Regions from separate parts of the Homo sapiens genome. Here region 2 is linked to region 1. A link is an interaction called in ENCODE POLR2A ChIA-PET data of the cell type or tissue named here. Cell type or tissue: OCI-LY7. All regions are shown on one strand. Each heading gives the region's core, and the rest is flanking DNA. Links, peaks and the distances in the headings are about the cores only. Region 1 overlaps SYNRG (synergin gamma). Region 2 has its middle 29 kb from the start of HNF1B.

Evidence for each region. Peaks named below come from ENCODE experiments on the same cell type or tissue, not always from the same donor. Only the 100,000 strongest peaks of a DNase experiment are listed, where the experiment ranks them.
Region 2: POLR2A ChIA-PET joins it to region 1 with 7 read pairs; 4 of 35 experiments call an interaction of 5 or more read pairs at or near these places.

What each region holds. Positions count from the first base shown.
Region 1 is chr17:37,569,251-37,572,165 of GRCh38, forward strand. SYNRG (synergin gamma) reads right to left here. Exons shown (of 22, transcript NM_007247.6): 9 at 2,541-2,737; 10 at 1,387-1,635. Among named protein-coding and RNA genes, the nearest start is that of SYNRG, 39 kb to the right of the region's middle. In OCI-LY7, for the core only: CTCF peaks have their summits at 1,450 (motif pointing left) and 1,653; a DNase peak (open chromatin) is centred at 1,451.
Region 2 is chr17:37,773,052-37,775,966 of GRCh38, forward strand. No RefSeq gene overlaps it. Among named protein-coding and RNA genes, the nearest start is that of HNF1B, 29 kb to the left of the region's middle. In OCI-LY7, for the core only: no CTCF peak of the experiment used is centred there; a DNase peak (open chromatin) is centred at 1,740.

The DNA.
Region 1 (2,915 bases), core at 102-2,601:
AATACAAAAATTAGCTGCGCATGGTGGCATGTGCCTGTAGTCCCAGCTACGTGGGTGGCTGAGGCCAGAGAATCACTTGAACCCAGGAGGCAGAAGTTGCAGTGAGCCGAGATTGTGCCACTGCACTCCAGCCTGGGCGACAGAGCAAGACTCTGGCTGAAAAAAAAAAAAAAAAAAAGCTAATCTATACATTTGTAAAATAGCTGAATGATATTCATTGGGTTACTGAGCGCCTACCATCTTTAAAAGATATATCTAGCCGGGTGTGGTGGCGGGCACCTGTAATCCCAGCTACTTGGCAGGCTGAGGCAGGAGAATGGCTTGAACCTGGGAGGCAGAGGTTGCAGTGAGCCACGACCGTGCCACTGCACTCCAGCCTGGGCAACACAGCAAGACTCTGTCTCAAAAAAAAAAAAAAACTAAAAAGGAAAGGTCAAAATGCTACAAAAAAAAAAAAAAAGACATACAGCTATATCATGCATGTTTGCAAATTAAGTGACACAAGCTCATCATAACCAATCACATACATGTACAAAGAGTGGACACTGACTCCTAATCCCACACTCCAGAAGTACTGTTAACAGCTCATTTGTTTTAAAGACAAATGAGATTACACTATATTGCTCTATACTTTAACTATATAACAAAGACACATTTCCATGCAGTACATGTAGATCTATCTCATTCAGTTTAATGATTACCACTGTGTGAAGGAATTGAAATTTATTTAACCTTTCTCCTCCTGTTGGATATTTAGCTATTTCTACTTTTTACTCTAACAAACAATGTTACAACAAAAATTCTTGTATATCTTTGCTAATTCGAGTTACTATTCTTGGGATAGATTTCTAATAATGTGACTACTAGGATAGAAGATATAGACATGCTGAGGCTTTTTTTTTTTTTTTTTTTTTTAAACTCAGTCTCCTTCTGTTGCCAAGCAGGAGTGCAATGGTGTGATCGTAATCATAGCTCACTGCAGACTTGAACTCCTGGGATCAAGTGATCCTCCTGCCTCAGCCTCCAGGGTAGCTGGGACTACAGGTACACACTATCATGCCCAGCTCAACATGTAGAATTTTGATTGCTATTGCCAAGTCTGCCTTTCAACAAGGCTGTACCAATAAGCCTAGAGTGTATTAGTCACTTTTACCCTACTTTTTCAATGACATTAAATATTATATATTTAAAACATTTTTGCTAATCTGAGAAGTGAAAAACTAAAGTATTTTAATTTCAGGTTTAGCAGTTTTTCTGAAAGATACAACCTAAGAATTTAAATGTGCTCACCATAATCCAGTAACCTACTCTATGTATCCCCGGAAAAAATGGTGCCCAGATTCACTTTCAGTGATTATCTGAAATATGCACAGCTTCGCCATTTACCTGATTTGCAGGGTAGGTTGGTATGAAACCACTAGAAGCCTGGGCTGCAGCTCCACCCACTGGTCCAACAAGGTTAATGCCCATGACTGGCTGTCCAAGGCTGAGGGGCATGGAGCCCGCAGGACCTGAAGGTATCACAGTTGGCTGACTCACCGGTGTAGGCAGAGTCATAGAAAAGCCACTTAAAGTTGGAATAGGAGCTGCTGGGAACTGGTTTAAAGCATCAGGACTCATTGCAGGAACGCCCCTCTACAAATGATAGAAAGAAAATGGATTAGAGGATTGTAAACCACATACGGTCGAAATCTGGCAGAGACCGAAAGGTAAAAAAATCTGTAGCCTTTGCATGTTTCCACTCCAACTCTCAAAACTCATGAATTTGATTTAAGAAAAAAAGTTACAAGGTCAATGCAAACCTAATACTTAAGAAAGAAATGGCCAACACATATCAGTTCTGACATTTTCACTTTCTGACAAGTTTGGTTAATTCTATATGATCAAATCATTTAAAATGACTTTGCAATAAAAGAAAAATTTATACCAGACTGAGAATACTTTATCTGTATCTATGAAATTTTAGAGAAGAATTTCAAAACACAGAGTAATTTCACCTATTACTGACTAACTTTCAAGTTCAGAGAATGTTAATATTAAAAGTCTTTAGGCCAGGCGTGGTGGCTCATGCCTGTAATCCCAGCACTTTGGGAGGCCGAGACAGGTGGATCACTTGAGGTCAGGAGTTCGAGACTAGCCTGGCCAACATGGTAAAACCCCATCTCTACTAAAAATACAAAAAGTAGCCGGGCATGGTGGTGGGTGCCTGTAATCCCAGCTACTTGGGAGGCTGAGGCACGAGAATCACTTGAACCCGGGAGGCGGAAGCTGCAGTGAGCTGAGATCTCGCCACTGCACTCCAGCCTGGGCAACAGAATGAGACTCAGTCTCAAAAACAAACCAAAACAAAAAGTCTTTAAACAAAGGAATAACTTGCTATTATGCACATCTTATAAACTCTACATTTTTGAAGTACTATATCCTGAAAATGATCTAAATTTTAATGTACAAGGAGTTACACAATGTAGTAAAAAAGATTTCATATCCTTGCAATTTATATTAATAAAGTTATTTGATCTAACTTAAGAAACATTGTTTACCTGTGTTACCGCTATCATGGCTAGAACGGTATAAAGTTCTTCTTTTGTAAGTTTGCCAGGTGTAGTTCGATTAGCTAAGGCCCATATCTGTCCAAGAGTTTCCCTGGGAAGCCCAGATGACATCAGAATGGGATACAGTTTGGCAGTATCTATTCCAGTTGGAGTCATTGTGGTTTCTAAGATTTTCTTATAGGCATCTATTAAAGGAAAGACCAGATTACAAATGGAAACACATTCCAAGTGATTTATTTTTTGGGATGCCATTGTTGGTATACAAGAATAATCTTCAACAAAACTGCTTTAATAGAACCGAAGCCATGTCAGGGTTTAAATTGCTTTAAACATATTCAAGTGCAGCTGGGCGTGGTGGCTCAC
Region 2 (2,915 bases), core at 182-2,681, 200 kb after region 1:
AGTCTCTGCTCACAGCCAACAATAGGTCCTCTGCAAGAACCTACTGTTGGATAACTCACTCTCCACTCAGGCCATACATACAACTTGTTAATGATTCATTCCTTCCTTCATTCACCCACATATCACACATTTATTGAACACCTCCTATATGGTAGGCATGGTGCTTGGACCTGGGGATGTGGTCACTGCCCTTGTGTCATACACCCTACTAGAATTTTCTGTGTGCCAACTACAGGACATGCAAAGAGCAGTGTGGAACAGTTGAGGCACAGAGCATCTGGTGAGCTTGGAAAGGGGGATAAAACAAGAAAATCAATGACTAGGCACAATGAAGATGAAGATAAACATCTTAGGAGATTGGGGAATGGATAGTCTTATCAAAAGATAGAGACATCCCACTGGTGGAAGAATTGGGCAAATTCTGGTGGCATCAGTTGGAAGGAGCGGAAGGAAATGGCAAAGGTAGCAGCTGGAGAAACATCCTGGGTAATTAGTTTTTTTCACTGAGGGGCCACTGAACCTCTTGCTCATCCTTCACTATTTAGAGAGCACTTCTAATAACCAATGATTGTCTCACAGCAGCTTCACTGGCGTGGGGAGAGCTGGACCTTAGCGGCTCCTCCACAATCAATGGATAACCACATGGAAACACTCCTACTCTAACCAGGCTCTGTGCTGGACTCCAGTCCTCATCACTGAGAGGCGGGCTTCCATGCTGCAGATGAGAAAATGAAGACTCAGAGACGTTCGGTGACTTACTAAAGTTACTGAATGCAGAAGTCAGGATGCAAACCTGGATTCATCTAGTGCCAAAGGCCACATTCTTTCCATCATGGAACACTTTTCTTTTACTGAGAAGGCAGGAAGCCTGGTGAACTCTCACTCAGTTCTGATCATGCAGGCAGAGGGCCATGTTCTCCATATAAAGGGGACAGTGCCTAGAGCCACACAGGGTGTTGAGAGGCTGAAACAGACTTTGGGTGGTGTGGTGTTGTGAGAGGCTGCAGAGTGCAGCAACTGGTGTCAGGCAGACCTGGACTTGAATCTCAGCTGGGCAAGTTTTTTTGTTTTAACCCCATTCAAAAATGCCAGTCCAACTATTTCCCTCTGTAATCATGTTTTAGCTGCTATACACATTTTAATGAAAATTATAATCGTACTGTAGGTTTAAGCCTTGATTTTCTCACCTGCAAGCTGATAATGTCTATTATAGGATTGTACATGGGGATGAAAACAGTTAACACAGGAGGAGCTCCACAAAGCACAGGCATACAGTAAGCACCCAATGCATATTTTTCACTAGGAGAAGGACCTAGAACAATGCTGAGGACATTGTTCTAAGACAATGCTGGGGTGCTCAGGATGTGGCTGCTAATGTTTCACTTTTTCTGGAGCCTGACAGAATCCTGGGCACTGTACCCCTAACTGATATAGTCAAGAGGGTGTTTCATGAACTTATGAATTTTTATAAGGTTCTACTTTTGCAATTTCATGTAATGCTCCAGTGCCGTTGGACACGTCAGCTCCTGACCTTTCAGTTGGTGAGGCACTTCCCATAAACAGAGCCATAAAAGCCCACTGGTTTTCTCCTTGGTGTGTGAGTTTGTTTGGTGCTCTCCCTTTCTCCTTCGCCATTTGAATAGTGATGTCATTATTCCAACGTCCTCTCACCTCTACTGAAAAAGGCCTACCAGTGACTCTCTCCTGGGTACTCAGCAACACTCTGGAGGGAAGTTGTGGTTTCAGCAAGGTGCAAGCATCATGAAACCGAGAGAGAACTGGCAGGGTGGAGAACTCACCCAAAGGTAGGAGAGAGAGAAAAACACTCACATGCTTTTATTAAGCTTCAGACAGTGGTCAAGTCAGTCTTTATTATTAATTTTTTTAAGACTTGCTGTTAAGACATTAGCATAACACCATTTAAGGAACTATAAATAGAATAAAGCACCACCCATTCCCCACGACCAAATGCTAGCCCAATTATTTCCATTTAAAAGTGATCACTTTTAAATGCTATACATATTTTAATAAAAATTATAATTATACTATAGGTTTAATTTAATTTAATCTCCTTCTCTTTCCCTGAATGTTATTTCAGGAAGGGTTTTTTTTTTGTTTTTTTTTTTTTTTTTTGAGATGGAGTCTTGCTCCATTGCCCAGGCTGGAGTGCAGTGGTACCATCTTGGCTCACTGCAACCTCTGCCTCCCTGGTTCAAGCGATTCTCCTGCCTCAGCCTCCCAAGTAGCTGGGATTACAGGTGTGTGCCACCATGCTCAGCTAAGTTTTGTATTTTTAGTAGAGACAGAGTTTCGTCATGTTGGCCAGGCTGGTCTCAAACTCCTGGCCTCAGGTGATCCGCCTGCCTTAGCCTCCCATAGTGCTGGGATTACAGGCCTGAGCCACCATGCCCGGCCCAGGAAGGCTTTTTCGACACTGCTGCTTCTTCTTCCTGCTTATCACGGAAGCTACTGCATCATGGCTTGTTCCTGGGACTCAGTGCTCCAGCATCTTGGTTGCAAGCAATCCCAGGGGTGAATGGAACAGGCAGAGGTATCAGAGTCACAAAGCCTTGGGTTCAAGCCTTGCTTCTGACACTTACTACTCAAATGACCTTGGCTCAGTTACTGCTTTGTGCTTTGAGCCTATTTTCTCATCTGTGAAGTGGGAGGTCACACAGACGTGGCAGGGTTACTGTGAGGTTTAGAAGTAAAGCATGTAAAGGCCTGGCAGAGAATTTCTTCAGCCAATGGTAGCTGTTCTTAGAGATGTGCTGTTGTTGACCTTATTGTTGGACAGTTCTCGATGACGCCATGATGGGTATCTTTTATAATGTCTGTTCTTTTTTTGACTTCTCTTCTGAGGAAAAGTTCCAGGAGTGGGATTTTTAGCCCAAGAGTATAGACATTTTTGTGGC